Linked DNA regions of Homo sapiens: region 1 is linked to region 2. Evidence: chromatin loops called from intact Hi-C (ENCODE). Cell type or tissue: HepG2. All regions are shown on one strand. Links, peaks and the distances in the headings refer to the core of each region. The heading gives the core; the rest is flanking DNA. Region 1 has its middle 5.3 kb from the start of TBC1D5. Region 2 has its middle 69 kb from the start of TBC1D5.

Evidence for each region. A loop is a pair of places that touch in the nucleus more often than their neighbours do. Peaks named below come from ENCODE experiments on the same cell type or tissue, not always from the same donor. Only the 100,000 strongest peaks of a DNase experiment are listed, where the experiment ranks them.
Region 1: a loop joins it to region 2, with 6 times the contacts of the local background. A loop is called at or near these places in 2 of 110 quality-filtered maps.

Annotation. Positions count from the first base shown.
Region 1 is chr3:17,746,497-17,749,412 of GRCh38, forward strand. No RefSeq gene overlaps it. Among named protein-coding and RNA genes, the nearest start is that of TBC1D5, 5.3 kb to the left of the region's middle. RefSeq lists an enhancer at 691-860 and a silencer at 1,231-1,350. In HepG2, for the core only: no CTCF peak of the experiment used is centred there; DNase peaks (open chromatin) are centred at 1,195 and 1,545; H3K4me3 peaks cover 663 bases.
Region 2 is chr3:17,809,821-17,812,736 of GRCh38, forward strand. No RefSeq gene overlaps it. Among named protein-coding and RNA genes, the nearest start is that of TBC1D5, 69 kb to the left of the region's middle. In HepG2, for the core only: a CTCF peak has its summit at 1,206; no DNase peak of the experiment used is centred there; H3K27me3 peaks cover 579 bases.

The DNA of each region.
Region 1 (2,916 bases), core at 118-2,617, 63 kb before region 2:
ACTTCAGCATTAAAAAAATAATTGTGGGGCTGGGCACGGTGGCTCACGCCTGTAATCCCGGCACTTTGGGAGGCCGAGGCGGGTGAATCATGAGGTCGGGAGATCGAGACCACCCTGGCTAACACGGTGAAACCCTGTCTCCACTAAAAATACAAAAAAATTAGCTGGGCATAGTGGCGGGCAGGCACCAAGTAGTCCCAGCTACTTGGGAGGCTGAGGCAGGAGAATGGCATGAACCCGAGAGGTGGAGCTTGCAGTGAGCTGAGATCGCGCCACTGCACTCCAGCCTGGGTGACAGAGCAAGACTCCATCTCAAAATAAATAAATAAATAAATAAATTAATTAATTAAAAATAAATTTTGACACTTGGTTTTGCAGCAGCTTGTGTGCTAGTTGATTCTCTGCTTCGACATCTATGTGCATTCTCTGTCTTGGGACATGGCGGAAAATGAAGCAGAAAATAACACGAATGTTCTTAAAGTCTCTTGGCAAGGATCAGCTCTCTCCCAGGCCTCTGGCGATATGGACACTCAGCCTGGGACTACTGTGATCAGGCCACCATCCACATCCCTTCTCCTGGCTCTTTTCTCCTCCACTCCATTCAACTCACCCAGGTAAACTGGCCATCATTAGATCCTGAAATTGCTATGGTGGCATAGACTGACATGATAATAAGATGTACAGCCTACAGTATGGGATTGTCCAGTGGGAAGTGAAAGGGTTGTGGTAAGCATGGGCTGTGCGTGGAGCTGGCGTGCTACCCTCTGCATCATCCATGGAAATGCCCGACTCAGATCTCCTGCTGCAAGAACATAGTTGACCTTCGGCCTCAGCAGCTGCCCCACTGGATCCACTACCAAGTTCATGCTGAGGCCACACTTCTCCTGGGCTACTCCCACTCGATGATTGATTGCGGCAGGGGTATTAGTGAAGGCCAAAGGAGGATTCCTCTAACAGGCAGCTTTGGCTCAAGGATTCCCCAGTGGCATGGCCAAAACTTTCTTAGAACTGTGCCACAGTCTAAAACTCTTCTTAACAACTCTTCTATCCTTTCCCCTTAGCTTTCCCAGGTTACAGACCTGCATTGTGGTCTGAAGTCTTCACCTCTGCCCACACACACAAAGTCCAGCTCCTGCTTTTTTCCCTTTATTGGTGTTCTCTCAATAAAGCTTTTGTACACCAAAAGCTTTGATGTAAATGAAAAGGAAGTCCCAGAATGGGGTTGTGTTTCAGTTCATTTTGTAAGTCCCATTGTGGTATTTGCTTCTCAGAGGACCTGAACTGAAACACAACCCCATTCTAGGACTTCCTTTTTCATCCTCAGACTATAGCTACAGGTCACAGTTATTAGTAATATCAAGACATCTAAATTCTTTTCATTCTTTTGGGTTTTGGGTTTTGAAGAACGTTTCATCTCCTAGAGCCATCTATTAAAATGCAGCTAACCCTAGGTAGAGATAACAACAAGCTAAAGCATTTCACTGTTAAGAAAATAAGAAAGGTCAGGCACAGTGGCTCACGCCTGTAATCCCAGCACTTTGGGAAGCTGAGGTGGGCGGGTTGCATGAGCTCAGGAGTCCAAGACCAGCCTGAGCAACATGGCGAAACCCTGTCTCTACAAAACACACACAAAAAACTAGCTGGGCATGGTGGCACACACCTGAAGTCCCAGCTACTTGGGAGACTGAGGTGGGAGGATCACTTGAGCCCAGCAGGTCCACGCTGCAGTGAGACCTCGTCTCAAAAAAAATTAATTAAAAAAAAAAGAAAGATTGTTTGAGTTATTTTGACTGTAAAAATGATTAATATTGTGATAAATATTGTGAGGCTAACAATAAAAGTTTTGTGGGGTAATATGGCCATTTTGATACCCCACACACCATTCTGTGTTTCTTTTTTTTTTTTGAGACGGAGTTTTGCTCTTTTTGCCCAGGCTGGAGTGCAATGGCACGATCTCGGCTCACTGCAACCTCCACCTCCCGGGTTCAAGCAGTTCTCCTGCGTCAGCCTCCCATGTAGCTGGGACCTACAGGTGCCTGCCACCACACCCAGCTAATTTTTGGTATTTTTAGTAGAGACGGGGTTTCACCATGTTGGCCAGGATGGTCTCAATCTCTTGACCTCATGATCCACCCACCTCAGCCTTCCAAACTGCTGGGATTACAGGCATGAGCCACCGCACCCGGCCATACCATTCTGTGTTTCTGGAGCAGATACTTTCAGAGTTATTTGTCTAGCTCATAACAAGAACCATCATCCCAGCACTTTGGGAAGCCGAGGCGGGCGGCTCACCTGAGGTCCGGAGTTCGAGACCAGCCTGACCAACATGGAGAAACCCCGTCTCTACTAAAAATACAAAATTAGCCAGGCCTGGTGGCGCATGCCATGCCTGTAATCCCAGCTACTCAGGAGGCTGAGGCAGGAGAATCGCTTGAACCCGAGAGGCGAAGGTTGCGGTGAGCCAAGATAGCACCATTGCACTCCAGCCTGGGCAACAAGAGTGAAACTCTGTCTCAAAAAAAAAACAAAAAACAAAAAAAAAAACCACTATCCCTCAATCAATTCTCTTCAATAACCTAAAACAAACTGAGACCAATCAGCTTCTCTTCTGAAATAATTGAGAATCGGGATTATAGGGGAACTAGTCAGTCTTTACGTGTGGCTGGACCTGTAACAACCCAACAGAGTAGACCATTTCATAAGTCAACCAGGAGAAGAGAAACCACTTCAACTATTTACAACAGTTGAAATCTAATACAGGGAATGAGTTAACAGGTGATGGAAGAGCCATTCCTGCTACCTGGAACACAGATAGAGTGGTGACTCAGTTTCCAATGTGCAGAGCAGCAAATATGCAATGGGGGAGATTTTCCAGAGATGAGCAACAGCGGGAGGGAACTCAACTACCCCTCAGCT
Region 2 (2,916 bases), core at 124-2,623:
AGGAAGAGGAGATCTCAGTCCTGCAACTACATAGAACCAAATTCTGTCAACGCCGACTTGACCTTGAGCTCCAGAAAGGAATGCTGTATGGATGACATCTAACTGGTTTGGCTCAGGGTCTCATTGCAGCTTTGTGAGAACTTCAGCAAAACCAGTTAGGTTGTACCCAGAATCCTTACCCATAGAAACAAAGATAATAAAGGTATGCTGTTTTAAGCTTCTAAGCTTGTGGTAAACTGGTTTGCAGCAATAGAGAACTAATACATCAGGGGGCAAATCCAGAAAATACATTATGAACAAGACATAAATGGAAAATAAGAACAAAATTTTATAGATACTACAGATAGGGACTTTAGACAGTTATTAAGTTGAAAAACAAATTTAATTCTGAGATTCCTCGTGGCCAAAATCAAAGGAAAAAGATAAACTTTCATTATTATTTTTGCACCTATGTTTGTGTGTAGCACATGATTCCTGCTTGCAGGCTTAAAAGACACAAACAGCGTAATGTTAAATATCAATCTTGGGGTAGTAGTGTCAGAAAGGTACAGCTGATATGCAGGGCTTAGGGCTTAGAGGGGAGTAAGATAGCAGGACAAAAGGATAATTCTGTTGCTGCTGCATTAGAAAGTCAGATAGGATTATTTAAAATGTTGTGGTATTCAATCTACCAAAACTGTGGTAGATTTCTCCAAGGAAGCAACTCCCCAGTGGAAATTTATCTCACATCTTCTATGCAGAGCTGAGTGAGGGAAGGGACCAGTTTTAGTACCTCTTATCTCTGCTACCAACCTTGTCATTCATCAGGCCCAACGAATAAGAATTCACTGATAGATTTTAAACTGGGCATTGACCTGACAGAGAATCAATTTGGGCAGGAGGGCGAAGTGGGCTAGAGAAGGCAGGTAGAAGAATCACTCAGTAAACTCAGTTTGAGATGGTGGCATTCTGGACTAGCATAGTAGCAATGGGGATAGAAGTGGGGCTTTGAAGAGAAATGTTTAGAGTTGTCTGATTAGTGGAAACACTGAATGGGGGTTTTCAGAGCTGTAGAGGGACAATTATAAGAGAAGAATGTCATAAAAACCAAGGAGGAAATAGTTTCAGAAGAGAGTCATTAACTACATCAAATGCTGCAAGGAAGTAAGTTCCTATGACAATTGGTAAATTTCCATTGCATGTGTCAGTTCAAGGGTGATTTGAGACCTCTAGTGGTACAGGGGGAGGAAATGGGATCCAGAATCCAGGTGAAAGATAGGTAGGAGAAGGGACAAATTTTCCTTGAAATGGATGAGAAAAGAGGTAAGAAAAAGGAGGCAAGAAAGGCTGTTCTGTTTCTTTTTTTTTTTTAATTTTCATTTTTTTCTAGGCAGGGGAAAAGCATAGGAAAATGAATTTAAAAGAGTTCCCACTGGCCTGTGAGGGGGGGCGTTCCTTGGCTGGAAAATGAGAAGCAGAGGACCATCACAAGTAGAAGAGTTTCTGATCAATGGTAAGAATCAACTGTGGTTGCAGAACATGGTATTTTCCATAACGTCTCATCCATTGTTGGCTGAGGGCTGCTTCCAGGGGCGTTAACTCCTTAATACTTCTGACTTGTCCTGCATGGTCTGGCTAAGCCTGCACCCATGGCCAGCTAAAAGATATCAGCAAGAGAGTTACAGGTATTTAGCGGTCTTTGGGGGATTGAGGCAAATGCTGAATAATATAAGTGGGGCACTCATAGGTGTGCTCCAGCTATATTGATGGGAAAATATCCAAGTCTGGGGACACAATGGAAGGGTAAGTGAGAGTATTGGCAGAAAGGCGGTTAATGTGATGAACTATGGGATCTGGCTTGAGTAAAGAAAGAAACAAGATCAGGAAGGGGTTAGTAGATTGGGGTAAAAAAAGGCTTTTTAGGCTTGAGTCTCTTAAGGACATTAGAGTAGGGAAATAACCAAGTGGGAAAACTAGTCACTGTGGTAAAAAAGTAATATATTTGAGTTGAAAATTTTATAGATGGCCCAGTTATGAGTCATGACAAGACCATAGCATGATCACAGGAATGAGCTGCTAAAACAGAAAAGACCCATATCATAGGAATTGAGGAGGTCAAGGAGCTGTGAGGCTGAAGTATTGAATAATCCCTCCCCATTGATTTTTTTTGGGCAATTTTTTGATGAGAAGTGGTAGACTGTGATAAGGTGAATGAGGGAATGACTAGAGCATAGGTTATCTATAAGCCTCATGAGGGCAGGGATATTACATCTCATCTTCACCACTATCACAGTGTCCTGCTGCATAGCAAACTACCTCAAAAGTTAATGGCTTAAAATGACAATAAAAATTTGTTAGCCGGCCACACGCGGTGGCTCATGCCTGTAATCCCAGTACTTTGGGAGGCCAAGGCGGGCAGATCACCTGAAGTTGGGAGTTTGAGATCAGCCTGACCAACATGGAGAAACCCCGTCTCTACTAAAAATTTAAAATTAGCCAGGTGTGGTAGTGCATGCCTGTAATCCCAGCTACTCGGGAGGCTGAGGCAGGAGAATCACTTGAACCCGGGAGGTGGAGGTTGCAGTGAGCTGAGATCATGCCATTGCACTCCAGCCTGGGCAACAAGAGCGAAACTCCATCTCAAAAAAAAAAAAAAAAATTGTTCGCTGACAGTTCCTGTGGCTTAGAGATGAGGAACAGCTTAGCCGCATGCTTCTGGCTCAGAGTCTCTCATGAAGTTGCAATCAAGATGCTGGCTGGTTGTGTGGTTTTCTGCAGTTTTGACTGGGGCTGGAGGATCTACTTCCAAGAAGGCTCATTCATTTGGCTGGCCAGTTGATGTTAGTTGTTAGTAGCAGGGCTCAGTTCTTTGCTATGTGGCCATGTATCGAAATAAAGAACATAAGAAGAAAAATAAGTTTACAACGATACTAATGG